2 separate regions of the Homo sapiens genome follow, and region 2 is linked to region 1. A link is an interaction called in ENCODE POLR2A ChIA-PET data of the cell type or tissue named here. Cell type or tissue: K562. All regions are shown on one strand. Each heading gives the region's core, and the rest is flanking DNA. Links, peaks and the distances in the headings are about the cores only. Region 1 has its middle 82 kb from the start of CD83. Region 2 has its middle 34 kb from the start of CD83.

The links. ChIA-PET counts read pairs that join two places held together with the same protein. Peaks named below come from ENCODE experiments on the same cell type or tissue, not always from the same donor. Only the 100,000 strongest peaks of a DNase experiment are listed, where the experiment ranks them.
Region 2: POLR2A ChIA-PET joins it to region 1 with 5 read pairs; 3 of 35 experiments call an interaction of 5 or more read pairs at or near these places.

The regions. Positions count from the first base shown.
Region 1 is chr6:14,029,696-14,041,113 of GRCh38, reverse strand. No RefSeq gene overlaps it. Among named protein-coding and RNA genes, the nearest start is that of CD83, 82 kb to the left of the region's middle. RefSeq lists an enhancer at 4,999-6,198. In K562, for the core only: no CTCF peak of the experiment used is centred there; no DNase peak of the experiment used is centred there.
Region 2 is chr6:14,146,142-14,157,559 of GRCh38, reverse strand. It overlaps the pseudogene RNU7-133P. Among named protein-coding and RNA genes, the nearest start is that of CD83, 34 kb to the right of the region's middle. In K562, for the core only: no CTCF peak of the experiment used is centred there; a DNase peak (open chromatin) is centred at 4,179.

The sequences.
Region 1 (11,418 bases), core at 4,578-8,577:
GAACATCACACACCAGGGCCTCTCGGGGGTTGGGGGAAAGGGGAGGGAGAGCTTTAGGACAAATACCTAATGCATGTGGGGCTTAAAACCTAGACGGGTTGATGGGTGCAGCAAACCACCATGGCACATGTATACCTATGCAACAAACCTGCACATTCTGCACATGTATCCCAGAATTTAAAGTAAAAATAATAATAATAAAACTTTTCCCTACACTGAGCAGGTGCTCAATAAACCCAGAAGAAGTGCTCACCACCTGCACAGGCTCAACTGCTCCCTCAGAGATCATGATGAAAACCCCATCTCTCCCTGCCTGGGAACCTCGGTGCCTCCAATCCAGACAAAAATCCCCATGACAGTCAAATCACAAACACTTTTAAACAGCAGCTACTTATTTTTATTATGGCTTTTATCAGTAACAACAGTAGTATTTTAAAAGTATACGGAGGTCGAGCGCGGTGGCTTATACCAGTAATCCCAGCACTTTGGGAGGCTGAGGTGGGCAGATCACTTGTGGTCAGGAGTTCAAGACCAGCCCGGCCAACATGATGAAACCCTGTCTCTACTAAATATACAAAGATTAGCCAGGCATGGTGGTGGGCGCCTCTAATCCCAGTTACTTGGGAGGCTGAGGCAGGAGAATCACTTGAACCCAAAAGGCAGAGGTTGCAGTGAGCAGAGATCATACCACTGCACTCCAGCCTTGGCAACAGAGTGAGACTCAGTCTTAAAAAAAAAAAAAAGTGTATGGAGATCAACAATAAGCCAGTGTTTTCATATGCATTATTGGACTCTTTCCAATGTATCACCAAACTCTTTTTAAATCATGAACATTCTCCTGTTAACCACCCTATTGGTTGGGCCTTTTGTCTTATTCCATTTCAAAGAGTTGGGCTGAACCTGGTAAAAATCTCCACCAGAGGGGGCAGAATTAGTTTAGAAGGGTCTTGGGACCAAATATAATCAGAAAGATGTACACTCAGGTGACTTGAAGGTACAGCCAGGAGACAACCAAGATTGTTAATCCAAGGTCACAGCCAAGAGCTTGCAGTGCTTTGCATCAAATCCCAAAAAACAAAGGATGTCAATCAGAGAATGAACAGCACTGTTGGTGACTGAGAGGGTCCAAATAAAATGTCACAACTGAGCACGGAAAAGGGTTCAGCACGGATTTGTCAATGTAGTAAAGCAATCTGTTTGGTGCCTGTACCAAAAGTCTCAGAATGAGAGCTTAAAGGAGATTTTGAGTGGGCCCCTGTGGGTCACTTCCCACTTCTCAGTCTCCAGGTTAAAGGAACGTGGAAGAGATATGTTTTGATGGAGGATTAAGTCTGACGGGAGCATGTAGCCTTGGTCTCTGCAGCTCTGTCATCATTTGCTTTTAATTTCATGAAGAGCTTTAATGTGGGGTGAAAGCAGTATAAACATTCAATAAGTGGTGTGTCTTTGTCACTTTTAAATAATGATACTAAAGCAATAAGCTTCTTGCTACGGAAAATGGAGATGATATAAAATGGGCAGTTGAGATGATTCCCTAAATAATTTGGGAAGAAACAAATAACCAGCTACTGGGAAGGAAGTGCTTATTAAGTCTAAGGTGTATTGTCCAGTTTTGTACACCTGTCCTTTCATTCAACAAGTATTGACAGTTCTCTAAACACCTGCCTCCACTAGATAATTCTATTGCACTTCTCTATTCTGCTTGTGCAGACACAATCTTTCTCTCTCCACAGCCGAGAGACTTGCCAATTGCCAAGTTCAGCTACAAGGAGGTCTACGTTGGTGACTGAGGCCCTCGGAATTGCATTCTCACTCACTATGGGCAGTTCTCACTCACGATTTGGTGAGGTGTCCAGCTCCTTATCAATGCAGCCCAGGAGGCAAGATGGAGATACTCCCCCAACCCTGGAGAAGAATCACCAATCAGAATGTCTTGAAAGCATCTCTCAGTTGCTAAGTAATAAATGCTTCTGTTGGTAGTGCCCTCACTCTGATTTTGACATAGGGAAGAATGAGAAAATCAAGGTTCCCACCCTGGTAACAGAATGCCCATGACCCCAGCTATACTCAAGTAATTGGTTTTTACACAACCTGCTTAAAAGAGGACACATGACAGATCTCTCAAAGGCCTGTGGAAACAGGCACAATCTGTTTTAAAACCTCAGCAAAGAAGAAAAAAAGGCCTTGGAGTAAGAGAACATACAAGATTAATGATCTCCCTGCACTGTAGGGAGAAGTCAACACCAGCTGGGGATAGATCTGTCAGAGGCAATGAACGTGATGAAAAAAGGCAGCTGATAAGTTCATTCGGTGTAGAATTTCAACTATGATCTATGGATACACACTGCAAGTACAGGAGCATCATTTTTTTGCAGAGTATAAATACCCCAGAATACAAACGAACCAGCTCTAGTTCTCATTTTGTCCTGACCCTGCATCCTGTTGTAAGTCATATTAGTCAGAGGCAACAAACAGGACAATTGTGAATATTCAGTTTCTTTAAACGATGGTGGAGGAAATGTGTCTGTAATATGCATTTTCATAATGAAACCAACTCAAGAAGTCAACTTCTTATTTACAAGGATACTTGTTTATTCTAATATTTTACAGGTATAAATATACCAAGTGTGGTGGGGTGTAGTGGCTCACATCTGTAATCACAGCACTTTGGGAGGCTGAGGCAGGAGAATCACTTCAGCCCAGGAGTTCAAAACTGCAGTGAGCTATGATTGCACCGCTATTCTCCAGCCTGGGCTACGGAATGAGACTCTGTCCCTAAATACCAAGTATGTATTATTTCCATGTAATGCATAATATTTTGAGTATATTAAAACTGAAGCTCATGAGGGATTCTGGTTTAAGCTCAGTTGTTATGTTGGACGGCACATGGCCCCAGCTTCCTCACTATGTAGGGCAAAAATTTCTACAGTGACGACCGTAAGGAGAAAAGATAATCAAATTATGTGAGCGGGTCTCATTTCAATGATGTCAGACTCATGTAGCTGATTTTGTAACATTTTTACTAGATGTTTGATTGAATTAACTTTAGAATTTCAACCCACAAATAATCTAATAAAGGTAGGGTTTGAATCCATAAGTCATCTAAATTCAGGCGGCATTGAATTTGCTTCCCCAAACCTTTTTCAGAAGCTTATGTCTTCAACGCAAGGCTCAGCTGTCGCTTCCCATCCTCTGCAGGTGATCACAAGCTGTCAAGCAACAGAGGGGCCATTGCCTAAAAAGGACAGTGAGCAACAGCAAGCCGACAAACACACCCTACAAATTAGGGCGGCTCTGCCCCAGTGAGGGTCAGTCAGTGTCCAAGAAGCTTTGAATGCAAGAACTAGGTGATCACTTGGAGATTCAGTCCAGAGCTGCAAAATTCAGGGATCCAGATCACCCAAATGGTGAATGGATTGGAATCCTCTTCTGCTAATTCCTCTCCCAAGCTCTATTGAAAGATGCCGGGTTTAAAAACAAAAGCAAAACAACACAACCCCAAACTGGAAATATGTGGCTTCCAAACCATGAGTCAGCTCTGGTTCCAACTACCGCCCATCTGGCATACACAGCATAAATCCACATGTTTCAGAGGCTTTTCTAGTAACAACACACAAAATTTAAATCCCAAATCTGTGATTTTAGCCTGAAAAGTTTTTTAAAACCAGAAAAAGAGAGAACGACTTTATACTTAGAAATGAGGAGTACCACAGCTCATTTATATATACACGGGTTGACTAAAACCTGGAGCTGGGTGTTTTTAACCTGAATTTTTTATCAGAAAATGAGAAAAAGAGAAACTTTCCAAAGCACCTGCGGTTTCCAGATCTTGGGGAGAAGGTAAAGCATTTTAGAGACGTTTCAGATAATATTTTCTCATTTTAAAATATGAGTGATAGCTTTAGGGCATGTGCATAGAGAGAGAGAGAGAGAGAGAGAGAGAGGAAGAGAGATTGAAACAAAGAAATTGAGAGAGAAAGAGGAAGGGAGACAGTGAGAGGGGCTTTTTCTTGCCATCATTTCCCAATTCTTTTCCATCTCTGTCTCGACCGGGCCAGCTACAACTCCCTACCTCTATACCAACAGGTCCACATCTATTTCTCTTACATGGCTATGAACTAGAAATAATGAGCTTTTATAATTTATTTTGGGATGTGAATAATTTTTCAAAAAATCTTATACTGTGGTTGGGTGCAGTAGCTCACGCCTGTAATCCCAAAACTTTGGGAGGCTAAGGCAAGTGGATCACTTGAGATCAGAAGTTCAAGACCAGTCTGGCCAACATGGCAAAACCCCATTTCCACTAAAAATACAAAAAAATTAGCCGGACATGGTGGTGCACACCTGTAATCCCAGCTACTTGGGAGGCTGAGGCACAAGAATCACTTGAACCCAGGAAGTGGAAGCTGCAGTGAGCCGAGATCACACTACTGCATTTCAGCCTGGGCAACAGAGTGATATTCTGCCTCGAAAAAGAAATCTTATATGGTGATTTTTTTTTCTGCCTGTGGTTTCAGTGGCCCTTCATAGAAACAGGTTCCCCACCCTTCACTCCGCTGATGATACATCACGTAAAAACCCTTCAGTGGGGACAAAATTAACTTCCCTCCCTTAGAGAAGAGAAAAATCGTCAAGTATTGTAACTTCAGTCTTCTGTTTACATACACAATGGTTCTGATTCCTCGCTTTTGTCTCTGGTCATCTTAACCTTGAGTCCCCACTGCTTACATGCTGACCCTTGAGCAGGGAGGGAAAGATATGCCAAGCTGTCCCCGTGATGATGGTGACAGGGGAGAATATTTAAGGTACAACAGAAGTCGCTCCCTCCAAAAGAGAAGTACTGAGATGAGGGTTGGTTTCAGGGTATGCCCCATGAGGGGTCGTCATTATACTTCCAATTCTGAAAAAAAATCCTGTCTGGAAGCACACAGATTTTTTGAACTCTGTTTTTCTTGACTGTGGTCTAGTATTTACAAATTCCTTCGAAGCATGTACTTGTCAGCCAGTGCATACTTCAAGAATTAGCTTTAGAAATATGTCTGTGTGCATATACACATTAAAATATGTGCATTCTGTTTTCAAAGTAGTACAATGAGAGGCTGATGAGCTTAGCTAGAGAAGTTGTACGATGTCCTGTCTGTCCTCTCATGAGCCCATGACCCAGCAGGCAAGTTTTAATACAGAAAATCAGCAGAAGAGAGGTCTTACTGTCATAGAAGAATACCTTGATCTACTGCTGTATTAGTATGTTAGGATAAATAACTGCAACAACAACCCCCAAATCTCAGTGGCTTGGTACAATATAGGCCTATTCCTTACTCAAATCACATGGAAAGCAGTTTGGTAGCTCACTTCCAGGAGGTGACTCAGGAATCTAAGTTCCTTCCATCTTATGCTGCCACCATCTTAAACACGTGGACTTCCACGTTGTCACAGAAGGGGAAGAAGGAGCATGTCGGGTTTTTATGCCAGGCCCAGAAGCAGCTTGAATCTCTCCCAGCCACATTCCACTGGCGAAAACCCAGTCATCTGGCCCCAGCCTAAGTAGAATGGAATTTGGGAAATGCAATCTCCCAGGGTGCCTGGAAGAGAAAACAGGATTGATATTTAGCCAACCCCTGCCATAGGTGATTTTTCTTCAGTCTATTACGTTTTTAAACTTTGAGTGTGCTAAATAAATAAGCAAAGGTAACAAAGAAAAAGCTAAATAAGAGCTTTGTACGTCTGATAAAATTAGACCTCTGATCGGACCCAATTTCCCCAAGTGGCAGACCAAATGGAGCTACACCAGGGTAGAACATCCAATATACAGACCTCAAAGGTACTTTTTATTCCAACGTGTATAGACACCACACCTTGCAGGAGCTGTCTTACCCAAAGGGCATCCCAAGACAGGGAGTGCCGTTGCAACACTACGACGATCCGGCCTCGAGGTGGGTGTATCCATTGGGCCCTAGCTGAGGAAGGAGGGACAAGCCACTCCTGAGAATTATTCTACAACTGTGCTATTCCCTAGTGAAATGAGGACAAGCGAGGGACAGAGGGCTATCCAGTGAAGTGGGGGGTCCAGGACCATTCTTAGCAGGGTGGGGGACCCCAACAGGAACCAGATCATACTGTGCACCTCCACACACACCATGTGCCCGTGCTGTGTTCCCTACCCCAAGGAATGCCACCACCATCCACCCATTTCCCCAAGCCAGGCTCCTCTCACTCCTACCTCCTACTACACAACATTGCCACTCTGTTGACCTCACCTCCTGGCTCTCTCTCCAAGGCATCCCACTTTCTTAATCTCACTGCCTCATGACCGCTCCCTGGTCTTCTGCCGCAGCCTCATACCTGGCCTCCCTGCCTCGAGAGAGGCACCAACGCTTCAGGGGGCAGAGTACTTGTTCTAAAACATAAAGCTGCTCATGTCATCCCTGTTTAAAACCCCTAATATAGCTGAAGTTCCCATTGCCTTTAGAACAAAACTCAGAATCCCTGGCATGACCATCAAAACCCCACATAACTGGTTTCTTGCTTGTTCACCCAGCCTCGGCTTTCTCCATTGCCCCTTCTCCCGAACGCCCCCATGCATGCTACAACCAGCTAAGCGTTACCGCTTGCAGTTCCCAATATGGGCTCCTGCCCCTTCCTCTGCCTCAAACTCTCACCCTCTCACCTTCTCCCTCCTCGCCAGATGACTTCCCACTTGTCTCCAACAGGACAACGAACAAAATATTCCTCTGTTCCGACTCCAGAAGGAATGATTGGAACATGGTACCATTCGTATTGAAGAGGGAATCTGACTAGACGTAGCGTCATAGCCCCAGGTCACTGTTTGGCAGAGATTTGGGTCAAAGTATTGTTATCAGAAGAAATCTGCCTTCCTTCACGCAGACTAGATTGGGAGTTCAGCCAGAGAAGCACTCTCCAGGGTGGACTCCAAGTCTTCTTATATGCACTTGAAAAGCACCCATGGCCCCACATTGCAGGTGAAGAGGAACCTCCCTGAAATGGAGGTGCCCACAGGCACCTTGCTGTTGTTCCTCTCTCTGACCCCATCTCAGCCCTCTCTCCGGAGAAGTCATCAGGAGCCAGGGCAGACAGAGACAATATGGAGTCTCGTCATGTTGCCCAGGCTGGTTTCGAAATCTCAGGCTCAAACAATCTTCCTGCCCCAGCCTCTCGAGTAGCTTACAGGTGAGAGTCACCATGCCCAGAGGGACAGAGACACTAGTGACATTGACTGGCAGAATTTGTAGCTTCTCGAGACAGCCTTAGGACTGGAGCTCATCAGTTATTCCATGGGGGAGCTTGTGAGCTGATGGAGAATGCATGGACACCAGGCAGCGAGGGTTAAAGGGGCTGTAGAATGGCCACAGGGAGGACTGGGGGAATGAGAGTACTCTGAAGGTGTAGTCATGTAGTCAGTGAGTCCTCTGCTGATGCCCCAAAGAGGAGATTCAGAGGCAGCAAATGCATCTGCACTCTACAAAAGGCGCTGCACCATCTACGGAGGACTGCCTATGGGTCCCCTAAACCAAGCGTGTGACCTCGAGCCCAGGGCTGCCTGCAGGCTCTGCGCCAGGGGTGAGAGCGATCAGGGAGCAGGTGCAAGGCAGGATTCCTGATGGTCTGGAGGGCTGGGTGTTCCCTCACCCATGTTACGAAAAGGACAGGGGTTCCTGAAGTCAGGTGAAGGGGTTTTTAGAGAAATACTTGCAGAACATGATGTGGCCCCTGGAATCTGGAGGACCCAGAGAGAGAGGGTGCCTGATCTCAGCCTGTCTGTAGCATTCTGAAAACAAAAGTCTGACCTGAGGCCCCCTTGGGTATAGGGTGGGAGAACAAAGTATAAGCAGCCTGCTTTTCCGAGTTCAGAGGGGTGAATGTGTGCTCCCTATGAACCAGAGCAATTGCTGCAGAAGGTCATGAAGCTTGAGCTGTCTTGAAAGGGTCCCTCCCAACAGGTCCACCTGCAGCCAGAAGTGACCACAAATGAAGAGTCTGTGAAGGGTGGATCTCCAAAAGTAGAAGCTGGGAGGAACAATCAAAATGGCAGGCCTGTGGGGCATCACCTGCACAATTGCACCTGTGAACCATGCAGGGGGCATCACCTGCACCATTGCACCCATGAACCATGCAGGGGACATCACCTGCACCACTGTACCCATGAGCCATGCAGGGGGCATCACCTGCACCATTGTACCCATGAACCATGCAGGGCATCACCTGCACCATTGCACCCACAAACCATGCAGGGGGCATCACCTGCACCATTGCACCCGTGAACCATGCAGGGGGCATCACCTGCACCATTGTACCCATGAACCATGCAGGGCATCACCTGCACCATTGCACCCATGAACCATGCAGGGGGCATCACCTGCACCATTGCACCCGTGAACCATGCAGGGGGCATCACCTGCACCATTGTACCCAGGAGCCATGCAGGGGGCATCACCTGCACCATTGCACCCATGAACCATGCAGGGGGCATCACCTGCACCTCTGTATCCATGAGCCATGCAGTGGGCATCACCTGCACCTGTGAGTCATGCAGTGGGCAGGGGACTCCAAGGGGGTTCCCCAGGGGGACACTTTCACAGAACTCACCATAATCAGAGCTAGCATTTGGGCCCTGTCTCCCCTTCCTGCACTTTATCTCCCTGCTCTTCCTCTAGGTAGAGCAGGTCTCCCCATGGAGAACAAGTCAGCTTAGGGGGTGGGAGATGAGTGTAGGGTGGGAGACAAATCCTGAAGAAGCAGACCACTCTGCTATCTCCTCCAATGTGGGTTTCCAAGACTAATGCAGGTCAACACTGGACTGAGGGCAAGAATCTTTAAATGGGAGACCCTAGAGCTTTCATATTAGATTAAATTAGACTTTTTTTAACCCTAAAAAAATGAGACTGCTTATTAGGACCTAAACCTGGTCAAGAAAGCTGTTAATTGGATAGATATATATGTCGGTGAGTTGAGGTAATGATGAGGAGCATCAGTTTTTGTTTTTTTTTGCTTACTCTGCATCAAGTCTAGCTCATTTGATGAACCAGTGATGTCAGCTACACTGGGGCCACATTCTCCATCACGGAAACCTTGGACCCACGCATGGATAAGGGAGCTTTCAGAAGTCTTGTGGGCTTTGGGTAAACTAAAATTTTGGCCAGCAAACAGACACAAAGCTGCACCTTAAATCCGTCTAACCTTTCTTAAAGGTTGGCCATCCTGAGTGAAGGGGACCACTCTGGTGTTGACTCTCCTGAAGCCACCAGGGCTGCTTAGGCAGGATTTATGATCCTGCTCAGGGAGCACTCATCTGTTCACGTGGAGCCTGGCATCACCCTGCACTGGTTCCAGGGGCGGGAAGGGAAGCCACAGCCAGGCAGCCCAAGGGCTTCTGTGCTGACATCCTGGGAATTCATTCTGCCTTCCTGGTGAGGGCTGTTGATTCCAGGCACAGACCCAAGAACTGGAAAATGTCAGGCTTTGCTCGGCAAGTCCCTTCTGTGATTGAGAGAAATGGATGAGTTGGAAGGGAATACAAATGGGGGAAGCACGTAAAACAGCTGAATAAACCTGACAGCCTTTCTCCAACCTTTTAGAGGGAGCAGAGAAAGAGAGTAGGGAGGGAGAAATTCTTTCCAGGGGTCTCGCCCTCGAGTAGGGGAGACGTTACTTTTCTGGGCATATGAATACTTCAGTATTTCTCCCCCTTAATGTTGTTTTCATCTTCTTCTTTTTTTTTAAAGGTGGAAGAGTGTGTGAGTGTGTGTGTGTGTGTGTGTGTGTGTGTGTGTGTGTGTGTGTGTGTGTGTTAGAGAGAGAGAGGGAAAAGGTATATTAGTTTTCTAGGGCTGCTGAAACAAATTGCTACAAACGATGTGGCTAAAACAACAAATTTATTCTTAAAGTTCTAGAAGCTAGAACTCCAAAAATCAAAGTTTCAGCAGGGTCATGTTTTCTCTCCGAAGGTTCTAGGGAAAATTTCATTGTTGCCTGTCTAGTTCTGGTGGCTCCAGGCATCCCTTGGCTTGTGGCAGCCTCACTCCAATCTCTGCCTTCGTCTTCACATGGCCCTCTCCTGTGTGTGCCCCTATCTTTTCTTCTATCTCTTATACCGATACTTGTCATTGGATTTAGGGTCAACCTGAATAATCCAGGATGATCTCATCTTGAGATTCTTTCTTTCTTTTTTTTTTTTTTTTTGAGATGCAGTCTCGTACTGTTGCCTGGGCTAGAGTGCAGTGGCACAATCTCAGCTCACTGCAACCTCTGCCTCCCAGGTTCAAGCGATTCTCTTGCCTCAGCCTCCCTAGTAGCTGGGATTACAGGCATCCACCATCACGCCCAGCTAACTTTTTGTATTTTTAGTAGAGACGGGATTTCACCATGTTGGCCAGGCTGGTCTCAAACTCCTGACTTTATGATTTGCCCGCCTCGGCCTCCCAAAGTGTTGGGATTACAGGCGTAAGCCACCGAGCCCGGCCTTTCTTAATTATATCTGAAAAGACTCTTTTTCCAAATAAAATTACAGTCACAGGTTCCTAGTGGATGTGTTTTTTGTTGGGGAGGAGGACACCATTCAACCCACTGCAGAAGACCAAAAGACAGCAATGAAATGATAAACTGTTTAAGGTCCAGGAATAAGGAACTGGGGTTCATGGGAAAGCTCTTCCATTTTAGGGATACGCGTCCAGCCCCTCCTTATCTCCACGCAGCACGTGCCAGGTGGGCCTCCATACCACTGCCTCTCTTGGAATCTCTGGTCTGGGTCAGGTGGGGGCATTGGGACCAAGAGGAGATAGCTGTGCTCTCCCCAGGGCTTTGTACCAAGACCATGCCTCTGTTTAGTGGCACACAACGGAAGCATCAGTGTTAGTAAGGAGTAAGAAATGACTTATCTTTCTTGAAATAAAAAAAATCAATTGCCTGTAAGGAAGCCAAGGCCTGTTTCTCCAGGACCAGCTCTTTAAATGCATACGACTCTCTTGAGGATAATTAAAAGTCCTTTGTAAATTTTGAAGAGCTATATAAACATAAGACTTCTTCATATCATCACCATCATTATTCCAAGGAAATAAACTCTAACGACAGCAAGTACCTTCTGTATATTGAACACATTCCACATACTGCACATGGACATGCATCACGCTCCACATTTTACTCCCATAGCCTCAGTTAGTCTCATGTCTCATTTTCCTTTCCTTTTTTTTTTATTTTGACAGGGTCTCACTCTGTCATCTAGGCTGGAGTACAGTGGTAAAATCATGCCTCACTGCAGCTGTGACCTGTCGGGCTCAGGCGATTTTCCCACCTCAGCGATTCTCCCACCTCAGCCTGTAGTTGAGACTACAGGCATGCACCACACTCAGCTAATTTTTTGCTTTTTGTTTTTTGTAGAGGTTTTGTCATGTTGCCCAGGCTGGT
Region 2 (11,418 bases), core at 2,562-6,561, 120 kb before region 1:
GTTGTATCCCTTAGAATCGTCTCTCACCAACCAGTGAGAACCATTTAGGATTGAATGTGAAAGAGATAAAAACCTTTGGAAGAAAGTGGCCAGGCCAGTCATGGTGGCTCACACCTGTAATCCCAGCACTTTGGGAGGCTGAGTTGGGAGGATTGCTTGAGCCCAGGAGTTGGAGACAAGCCTGGACAACACCAGGAGACCCTATTTCTACAAAAAATTAGCCAGGTATGGTGGCATGCACCTGTGGTTCCAGCTACTTGAGGGGCTGAAGTGGGAGGATCACTTGAGCCCTGGCGACTGAGGGTGCAATGAGCCAAGGTTGCACCACTGCACTCCAGCTTGGGGGACAGAGCAAGACCCTTTCAGAAAGAAGAAAGAAGGAGAGAGAGAGGGAGAGAGAGAGAAGGAAGGAAGGAAGGAGGGAAGGAAGGAGGGAAGGAAGGAAGGAAGGAAGGAAAGAAGGAAGGAAGGAAGGAAGGAAGGAAGGAAGGAAGGAAGGAAGGAAGGAAGGAAGGAGCCACAGGATCCAAGCTTTAAAGGTATTGGTAAACATGTACCTCAGATGTGCATTTCTAAAAATGCAGACGTAGTGATTCAAAATTTCATATGGGCCAATAAACAAGATTTATTTCAGAAAATGTGAATAAGAAGAACAATGAATGGGGAATATATATACCAGATATTAAAATACAGCAGTCCCTCAGTGTCCATGGGGGATTGGTTCCAAGACTCCCATAGATATTAAAATCCACAGATGCTCAGGTCCTGATATAAAACGGTGCCATATTTACGTATAACCTATGCACATCCTCCTATATACTTTAAATCATCTCTAGCTTACTTATAATACTAATACAATGTAAATGTTACGTAATTAGTTGTTGTATTGTTTTTAAAATTTGTATATTTTTCATCATTGTATTGTTATTTTTATTGTGTTTTTTTCCTGAATGTTTTCAATGAGGTTGGTTGAATCTGCAGATGCAGAATCTGTGGATACAGAGGGCCCACCATACATACTCTTTTTGAGGGGCAAGGATGGTATACAGTGAAAACTGGAAACCCTGTTAGATAAATTCTAAAAGAGCTGTCACACTCAACTCTATATTCTACAATGGCAGTAACTAAACAGTATGGTACTGCCTCAGAACAGACAGACACGTCTATGGAACAAAATAAAGAATCCAGAAATAAACTGAAACACATCTGGGAATGTAATACATTATATAGATGCCATCCCAATTGAGTAAAGAGAAAGTGGATTATTTGATCGGTGGTGTTGAATCAACACAGAAGAAGCCATCTTGAAAAGATAAAGTTGGATCCGTGCCTCACACCTTACACCTGGATAAATTCCAAATGTAAGAAATCAAAACCCCAAAATAGTAGAAGAAAGCATGAGAGGATATTTAATAAGTTGAGATGGGAACAACTTATCCAACATAAGATTCAGACATTATAAAAGAATAGGTTAATAAAATTCTATCATGAAAACATAAAATGAAAATTCTCTATGCAATAAACATTACAAGCAAAGTCAAAAAGACAAATGACAAATCAGGAAAATATCTACTTCCTCCATCACAGACAAAGACCTAATTTCCCCACCATGCATGTTTTCATGCAAATTAATTTTTTAAGATGGTTAATCCATTTAAAAATGAGTAAAGGATATAAACAGTTCATAGAAAAGTAAATATAATAAGGCTCTTTAAAATATGAAAAATGTTCACAGCACTCACAAAAAAATACAAGTTAAAACTACCCTGAAATACAATTATTTGCTGCTGAAATTGGCAAAGATCCAAAACCCCGATAACATACTCAGTTGGTGAGGCCTGGAGTAAAGGGAACTCATTTATCACTGGAGGGGAAATAAATTGGATGGACGCAAAGGTCAATATGGCAATATCTATTAAAATTACAAATGTGCCTACCCTTTGACCTGGCAATTCATTTCACAGTCTTTATCCTACAGTTGTACCCACACATATGCAAAATGATGTATGTACAAGATTATCTGTTGCAACAACGTAAGAGAGAAAGATTGGAAACTACCTAAATGTCCATTAAAAAGGGACCTGGACAAGGAAATATTATTAAGGTGTAAAAAAGAACAAAAGATCTCCAATATATGCTGCTAGCTGAAAAAAAAAAAAGATATGAAACAACGAGTGAAAAGGAGAGAAAAGAATATATATCTTTTTCAAGTGCATAAAAATCTCTGGATGGATACTCAAGAAACTGTGTCACTAAGAGCAAGCCATATTCAAGGGGAGAGAAATTAGACTCTGTCTTTGATGGGAAGAGGGTCAAAGAATTTGCAGACATATTTAAGACCAGTTTTTATACTCCTAAAATTCTGAACCCCATGAATATATCACCTATTCAATATTTAATCCATCAATTTTTTAAAAACAAGGGAATGAGTACCACTGGGTTTCCAAGTTGTGGCAGTTTACTTCTGTCAAAAGAAAAGAAAACATTCAACTGTCATCAGAATTTTTTGCAAGTTAGACTTGATTTCAGCATTCCAGGAGGTCCTAGGAGAGATTCCTCCTGGTTTCTTGTGGGGATTCAAACCCAACCAGAAAGAGAGGGATAGAGGCAGACAGGGAGGGAGGGAGAGAGAGAGAGAGAGAAAGAGAGAGAGAAAGAGAGAAATATGTTATATGTTATGCCGGTGGTAGTTAGCAATGTGGTAATTGTTATAACCCCCTTTATAATTCTGTGTGATTTCTAACATTTTTTCATTGAGCAGAAATTTTTGTAACCAAAAAAACTGTTATTTAAAAATTTATATATTCTTCAAAGTTCACTTATTAGTTAAAATTCACGTATTATTTCAGATTCACCTTGCCTTCCAACAAAGACACATCCCTGGAGAAATGTTGCTTCTGCTAATGGAGTGCTAAGCTGAAGGATGCTGGTAGAAAAATTCAAAAGAAAACTATACTTTTAAAAAGAAAATCTAGAGTGGACAAAGAGAAATACAAGAGAAGGGAAAGGCTGGACAGCATTGCTGACGAGGTTGCAGGGTAAAAGTCAACTGGAGTATAAAGGAGCCATGAAGAGACCATCAGACGAACGCTGGGCACCTTAGACAGTAAACACTAGATAAATTCCATAAATTAGGTATCTTCAAAGGGGGTTTTATGCTTGGCCATATGGTCTGTGATGTACAATTCTTCCTCATTTCTTTATGACAGCATCAGTAACTTTGTATATATGTATGTAGTTTTCCAAAACACCCCCACCTCCAAAGGAATTCAGCTGAACAGGAACCTGAAAACTTCCACCTGTAGAAGGATATCCCCAGCAGAGTCTTGGGACAGGAAATAGGATGGTCTGGGCCGGAAATGTGAGAAGGTCAGTTGGCTGGAGCCATAAAGCGTCAGGTAGGGAGAGACAGGAGATGGGGCCTGATGGACAATAAGCAGGAGGCAGGTCTTGGAGGTCCCTATGTCTTACAGGACTTGTGGACGTTATCTCATAGATTACTTGGAACTACCAAAGAGCCTTAAATGGGAGTGTCTTAGATTTGTAACTTAAACTGAGCATGTGGCTGCAGCTGGAAGACAGATTGGAGTGGTCAAGATTGGAGACAGGGAGACTAATTAGGGTTTTATTTTGCAACAAACCTCATCCAGGTGATGGATGAGGATGGTGGAATAAGGATCGTGGTAGTGGGGAGAAAGAAACACACAGGTATGAGAACTCTCCAAAGGATAGAATGGGCAAAACGGAGTGATTGATTGGACTGAGGTTAGGTGAGGGAAGGGTTTCTGTGATGTTTCTTAGGTTTCTTGGAATGGATACTGTTGACAAAACAAACAAACAAACACACAAAGCATATATAGAGAAGACCCGTTGTGTGAGCCTTTTTAAATTGTTGCTTATTTCTTTTGTTGTCTGTAAGGAAGCTATGAGTTCAGTTTCGAACATGTTGCATTTATATTATTTATGGGACAACCAAGTAGAGATGTTCAGCTGGTGGTTGGATACTTGAGTCCAAGGTTTGGGGAGCATTCTGGGCTAGGGGTATAGAAATCATTAGGATACAGGCAAATAAATGATACAGAGGGATGGGTTCACCCCAGAATATCAGCACAGTAAGAAGGGTCATGGGGCAAGCACAGAGCTTTGGAAAGTGATGTCTGGAGTTAGAGATAGGACTCTAGGGTTTAGGACTCCAATGACTGAGTAGATGTTGACCTGATTATTTCAGGCAGGCACCTTTAGCTGCAGTAACTGGGACTCGTTCAATTTATCTCAAGAGAAGGGAGGTTTTGTGGAAGGGTCTGGATCAGACCCGGAGACCTCAGCAAATGAGGCAGGTCTGGGGGTATCCATCTCTCTCCAACCCTATTTATTTCTGTATATCCTCTTCATTTTCACAGTATTGACTTTATTATCTCTTCTCTAGGGCCAATTTCTCCAAAATTTGGAAGGTCTATAAACATCTTAAAACTGTAAGCAAATTGTTCATTTATGCATTTCTCTGCAAGGGGAGTCTGTAGCTTTTGTAAGATTCTCAGGGTAATCTAAGATACAAAAGAAGCCCAAAACCTCCTCCTTATCTCTGTCTGTCTCTCTCCAGAAAGAAAGAAGCCTTGGCTTGCCTCAGCCCCACCTTAACCCCACAATATCCATTCACTTCCCGATCACTTGCAAATTACAAAATTCTTTTTATTTTCCTAGTTCAGATTTTAAAATTAGAGGATATGATTGATCCAGTTTTTTTACATTAGGCCAAAGTTAATAGGATTATTGCTGTGGAGTCAGGGTTAGCTAGCAAGGGGGTGTGATGACAGAATATAAACCCAGGCTGCCTGAGAAGGAGGTTAGGTAAAGAAGCTTCCCTTGGAAGGGATGCGGTGCAGACAGGATGGAAGGTAAAGGCTTGGCCTACGCAGCATGCCCGTTACCATTAAAGAGGAGTAGATTGTGTATCCCACATATTGTGTGAGATGATCAATAGCTGGCTGGTTGCAATTACCCAAAGAGATTGGATTACAGGATTGATATTAAACTGGAAGATATCTAATGGAATGCTACAGATTTTGTAGAAGATCCCAACCTTATCTTTTCAACATTTATGTTAATTAAAGTTTATCAAACATGAATATCAAATTTGAAGCTGGGGGTGACATAATATATTGGAAGACAGAGCTGAGTCTCAAAACGATCTTGGCAAGTTGGAACAAGAGATCAAAACAAACAAGATTAAATTTAGTGGGGCTGAATATAAAATATTGTATTTAGAATTATTAAATTCAAACACACAACTACCACATCAGGAAGAAGTGGCCAATTATATGTTCATATATAGCTTTAAATAATCTCTAACCAATTTGATCCCAAAGAATAAGGCAATTGCTGAAGAAAAAGAAGAAAAAAAAGAAAGAAGACAGAGAGAAGAAGCAGAAGCAGGAGGAAAAGGAGGAGGAATAGGAAGAAGGAAGAGGAAGAAGGAAGGAGGAGGAGGAAGAAGAAGAAGGAGGAGGAGGAAGAGGAGGAGGAGGAGGAAGAGGAGAAGGGGGAGGAGGAGGGGGAATGTCCTGTATTAATAAATGTTTAAATGCCCAGATCCAAGTGTGGTGCTCCATTATTCATTGCTCAGAGGGCATCTGCATTCAGTGTCTAGCTGCTGGGGCCCTATTTGGAAAGATCCAGTAAACACAATATACTCTGCTCCTTAAGACAGCCTGCCTGGGCTGGGCACGGTGGCTTATGCCTGTAATCCCAGCACTTTGGTAGGCCAAGGTGGGTAGATCTGAGGTCAGGAGTTTGAGACCAGCCTGACCAACAGGGAGAAACCCCGTCTCTACTAAAAATACAAAACTAGCCAGGCATGGTGGTGCATGCCTGTAATCCCAGCTACTTGGAAGGCTGAGGCAGGAGAATTGCTTGAACCCGGGAGGCGGAGGTTGTGGTGAGCCAAGATCATGCCATTGCACTCCAGCCTGGGCAACAAGAGCAAAACTCCTTTTCAAAAAAAAGGAAGGAGGGAAGGAAGGAAGGAAGGAAGGAAGGAAGGAAGGAAGGAAGGAAGGAAGGAAGGAAGGGAAAGAAAAAGATAGCCTGCCTGGCTTCGACTTGGATTTCCTCCTAAGTTATTTTCTCTTAAATTACTTGCTCATGCTCTATTTGTTCCAGTCCATAGGCACATGATGCCCTTCTCCTGTGCCTGCTGAAGTCCTAGCATCTCCCCTCCAGGGACTGCAGTGAGCTCACACAACCCTGGACTCAAACTCTTGTCATCATGATCTTGCAATGATGCCCACTCCACGCCTTGAAACAGACTCCCAGAAGTGCCAGTGAGCAAACGTGAGGATGGGTTGTTTAGTCTTCATGGTGGCAACAACAGAAGAAACTGAGGTACAGAGTCATATCTCAAAGTAAGTGACCAGCACAGTTAGGATTCAGACTCCACATATTTGACCCCAAAGGCATGGCCACCCCTCATCCACTTTTTTCAGCTCCCCTTTGAGCTATGGCAACACAAAATCCAAGAAATCGATTTTTGAATAGTCTGTTTTGACTCTTTGGAATCCTCCCTTCTCCTTTCTTATCCTTCAGGCTGTCAGTCCCCATCTGCTCTGCCCCCAAGACCCCAGCATCTCCCCCTACTTCCCCCCTTCCCTCATACAGAGTCAACATTGTGACTGACACTTTTGTTTGCATGAACCCTCGCTTGAGTAGATAACCTCTGCTCAAAGAACACCTTGAGATGCAGATAGTTTTGGTCACAGTTTGGAAAGAGCAGGGGGTTGTGCCCCCAATGGTTTGGCTTACCAAGCAAACTTGCCACATAAATCTGAGTAACCCACACATCATCAGTGATATCAACATGCTCCCAAACCTAGCTGTGGAGGTCCAAAGATTGGCACATTTCCTTCCACATGGGATGAAATTGAGCCACGTCAGAAATTAGGTTAACTGCATGCATGAGAGCTGTGCAACAAATCAGATAAAATCCTCCAGGGTCCCAGGCTTGTGAAGGAGGGCCTCAGATGGAAGAAGAAACCACAGCTGTGTCCATGTTCAATGTCCTGGTGTTGATTGTGTAGGGGTAGTAAGAGTCAGAAGGGAGGCCAAGGTCATGGGCAACGAGGCAGTCAGGTGGAGCTGGCACAGCCATGGGAGGAGCATGAACCGAATAGACAAAGTGTACCATCCAACAGAGCATAATGCTCATGCTGGGCAAATGAGATACCACCAGGGAGGACCAGCCCTTCCCCTGACAGCAAAACGATAGGGTAGGAACACCTGGTCCCAAGCAGAGATTCGGTCAGGCCTGGGTTCTATGGGGCCCATGGGCCAGGAGGCTGGCCTCATTGGGCAGAGCATGCAAACCCTGCATAGTCCTGTTTCCTTTCCTCCAACCTACCAGCCAGGCCAAGTGTACATTTTCAGGCTAATGATCTATGAGGCTGCCAAACTAAACTTCATTTTCTGTTTGAAAGATTTTTCCAGTTTGGGGCCAGGCGCAAGGCTTGGCAATTTTACCCAGAGTTCTCCTTACACATGCAGTAATAACAATTAACCAAAAGCAACTGTGTGCCTTAGGGTATCCAAGCCCCTAGAATGTGCAAATGAGTCCCAAGGCAAGCGGGGAGTCAGGCGGGGGCACATCTGCTCATTTTCCTTTCCAAAATCATTGCAGTGCTAAGATCCCTTCCCCGCTTGCCAGGAAAGCGCTGCCCGGTGACTTGTTGCTGCCAGCAGTGGCTGCACATGGCCCCCTAAGTAGCAATTTAGGGCGATGTCCCATTTGCCAAAGAACAGTTACATACATTGACTAGTAGTACAGTTCAGACTTCTGTGGTTTGTGTGTACTTAAATAAAAATTACAGTCCACTCTTGGAAAGCATAATGAAAACTTGGTCTTTTTTAAGGATTCTAAGCTATTTAATTGGTCCAAATAACATCTGTCCCTGAACCTTACACCATTACCTACCAAGTCACGGAGGAGATGCAGGTAATGTGGTTACTGCCTCCACAAGAGGGTGACATCACTCACGCCTTGTTAAGTGGGTCCTTCTGTTCTCTAGTGTCAATCCCTGGTTGCTTCCTTTCACAAAGCTTCTTATCCAACACACTATCATTGTCATTAGTCAACTAATTAAAATGCCTATTAACATGGAGAATCATAAAAAAGATTAATACGTACAACCAACATTTGACTTTAACCTAAAAATAAATGTACCTTAATTTGCCAGTTTTTCCTTGTGCCAACAATCCCCGATCCCTCTCTGACCAAAGTCAACTAAAAAAGAAAGAGAAACTTAACGCAACACTTCCCCAAACCTAAGTTCCTTGACTAATCATAAAATAATCCTGGGCTTAAAAGTCACCTGAGAGATTAGCTCATTCCACTCCTTTAACAGAACTGAAAATAATGTAAAATTTTTTATCATTTTACAGAAGAGAAAAATGAAGTCAGAACAAGGATGTTAGCAAAACTGAGAGAGTTGTGAGTGCTTGCAGCAAAGGGGTTACCGATGCTAAATAAGCTCATCTGCTCTCTAGAACCCCAGACAGATTCACGAATTACAGGCCCCGCTAGAGTGTCATTGAAGGTGGGAGACAGGGCATTGAATCAATCAGGAAGATTGATTAGATGTCACAAAAGAGGCAGTAAGACTTCCCAACTTGTCCAGTGGGGTAACTGGTCCCCATGCCCACTGCCACCAGGATATGCAGGGGTCTTATTTGGGGGATGACATGGACAAGCTCCAGGCTCGAGGCTACCAGGCAGGTCAGAGGGCAGGGGCTGGTGCCCCGCTGACATCAGGGCAAGGAGTAAAAAGCCCAGATGCTGGACCCTAAGACCCCACCACCATGCTGCCTGGGCAGAGCTCAGGCAGTCACCCCCAGGCAGGAGACTGGAGCGAGACTGGAGGTATGATGTGTGCAAAGCCGCAGAGGCTGAGACTGAACTGCAAACAACCAGGCAGGGAGAGCATGAGCCCTGAGCAGGGAGGTGGGCAGAATTCCAGTGAGGGTGGGAGACCAGAAGGCTCTAAAAAAGTGAAATGGCATGGCCAAACCAGCACTGGAACAGGATCGCTCTGGCAGCAGAGGGGCTCTAAATAATGAAGGAGGTAACACTGGGAATGACTGGTTGGGTCCAGGTGAGGACGACAGCTCCTGAAGAAAGGCATATGGGGGAGGGAGAATAGGTTTGAGAGGAAAAGTTAAAACTAACAGAGTCAGGCCGTCTCTCACTGACCTCTTGGTTCAAAAGGTAGGACCCCAAGCTCCCAATGTTGCCCCTTTAACCTTGCCAGTTAATAGACCCAGAAAGACCTGGGTAAGTGAATGTAAAGAAATATTGCAAGTTGAGCCATGCGGTTGCTGTGAGATTTTAAACCAGTTGCCCACTTCTTGCCAGGAAATGTAATCTCATTTTGGGTTAGATGGATCTGCCAGGAAATACTCCAGTGTGCAGTGAAGCTGTGGAGTAGAGGTCAATTTTACAATTACGAAATAGCTGGCTTTTCCAGAAACACCAGCAGTCACCCGTCTACATCCTCAAACGGCAGCTATGAATATCACACCTGTGCAGCCTGTCACTGGGGGACACACTGGGGATGATGATTCACGTACGGTGGGAATGTGGGGGTACGCTGGGTGCACAGCCAAGTGTGTGCTATGAGCTGGACAAGGTGGGAGACGAGGTTGAGGCTCCTCTACAAACCTCGTCAGCTAGGGCTGGGCATCAAAATTAAACTTGTGCTTCTACCACAGCCCTCATTGTATCTTCTCATGGCCTGGGCAGTTCTTGGACCATCAAGGTCTACAAAATTGGCACTCCCCCCAAGAGAACTAAGCCTCCTTTACTTCTTCTACTTGGCACTGACGATGACTTGAGCTGTGACAGAGCAAAGGCCAAAATATGAATGCCATCTGGGCTTTAACAGTTACTAACTAGAGGAATAGTTCAACAACGCCTTTCGACTAGTGGGAAATAACGGAGCTAGTGTCTTTGGCCAGTCTCAAATCAGTCCTACCCCTGACTCAGGCAAGGTTTAAAGGGGGCTGGGACTAGGAAGAGGCAATTCACCTGGGATGCAAACCATGAGGGGATCCCAGAAAACTCAGCGATCAAGATATAAAATATTTCCAATATTTCTAAATGTTTAGAATATTTCCAATATTGCAAAAATTAAAATGAACATAGAAAAATCCATGATGAATAAAATATCAAAATGTTATACAAAAAGGTGCCCTGCCAAGCCGTACTGGAGCCTGAAGCAAAAGAAAAAAATTAGTAATGCTGGTTGTTTACTTATTTAAAATTTGCAGATTTTGCTCATCATTCCATTCACTTGGATTTTTAAAAAAATACAGCATTAAAACATTTTAATCTTGAGTACTGACTCTTTGGACACCTTCTTAAATCTCGTGCCAGAGACAAACACCCCACTCTTGGACCAGCTTCATGGGAAGGAATTTGAGTAGTTTTACATGTGTTCACTTACAGTTTTGGACACCCTACCTCACCCCAACACATACACACACACACACACACACAAACATGTATGCACATACACACAAAAGGGCTTGGAGAAATTCAAAGCCAGTCTTTGGAGCAGACATCCCGTCCATTCACAGAGGCTATGCAAACAACTTTTCTCATTTCTGTCTTCAAGAGTGTTGCTGTTCACCTTTAAATACACACCTGAGATCAGCATTCATAACAGAGCTGTGCACTTGGGTTGTGCTCACACACAGAAAGGAGGAAAATCAATTTCAATCCCCGAAGGACCGAATTACTGGTGCAGAAGGTCACTAAATGCTAGCACTTGCTCAGTGGGCTTGGAACAAGATCCTTGTTCTCATTGCTTCGCTGCACTTCTAGCAGAGTGTGGGGGAGGGAGGCCTGGAGACTGGCTCTCACCAGGGAAGAGAGCGATGTCGCTTGTACAAGCCACAGGATAAACACTTAAAACAGCAAAGGGGACACGGCAAACACATGCATGAGCAATGTGGAGTCCCAGACTGACGTTCGCACCTAACGCTCTGGAGAAATTGGCCAAGATTGGCCCAACCAACTGAAAATATTATTGCTGTAATTCTTTCAAGGTCGCTTGTCAGACTGGGTTATCTACCTCCCAAGAGCTTGCTGCACAAATCGGCCTTTCCAGAGAGACAGAACTCAGGGCTGTGTCTGGGGGACCCTCTCAGGCCTGGTTGCCATTTTGCTCACGCTCTTCCCTGCCAAGAGCATCTGATTCAGGCCATCTGGGGTCTGTAGTGGACAAGGGACGAGCCTGGATCCTGTGCCAGTGGTCACGCAGCCTGAGTCCTCCCAGATGTGGGCACACTGGTGCCATCTCTGCCACCTCAGAGATGACTGCAAATATTTGGTTGGAAAGTACACCAATGGTAACATGATCAGAGGCACGG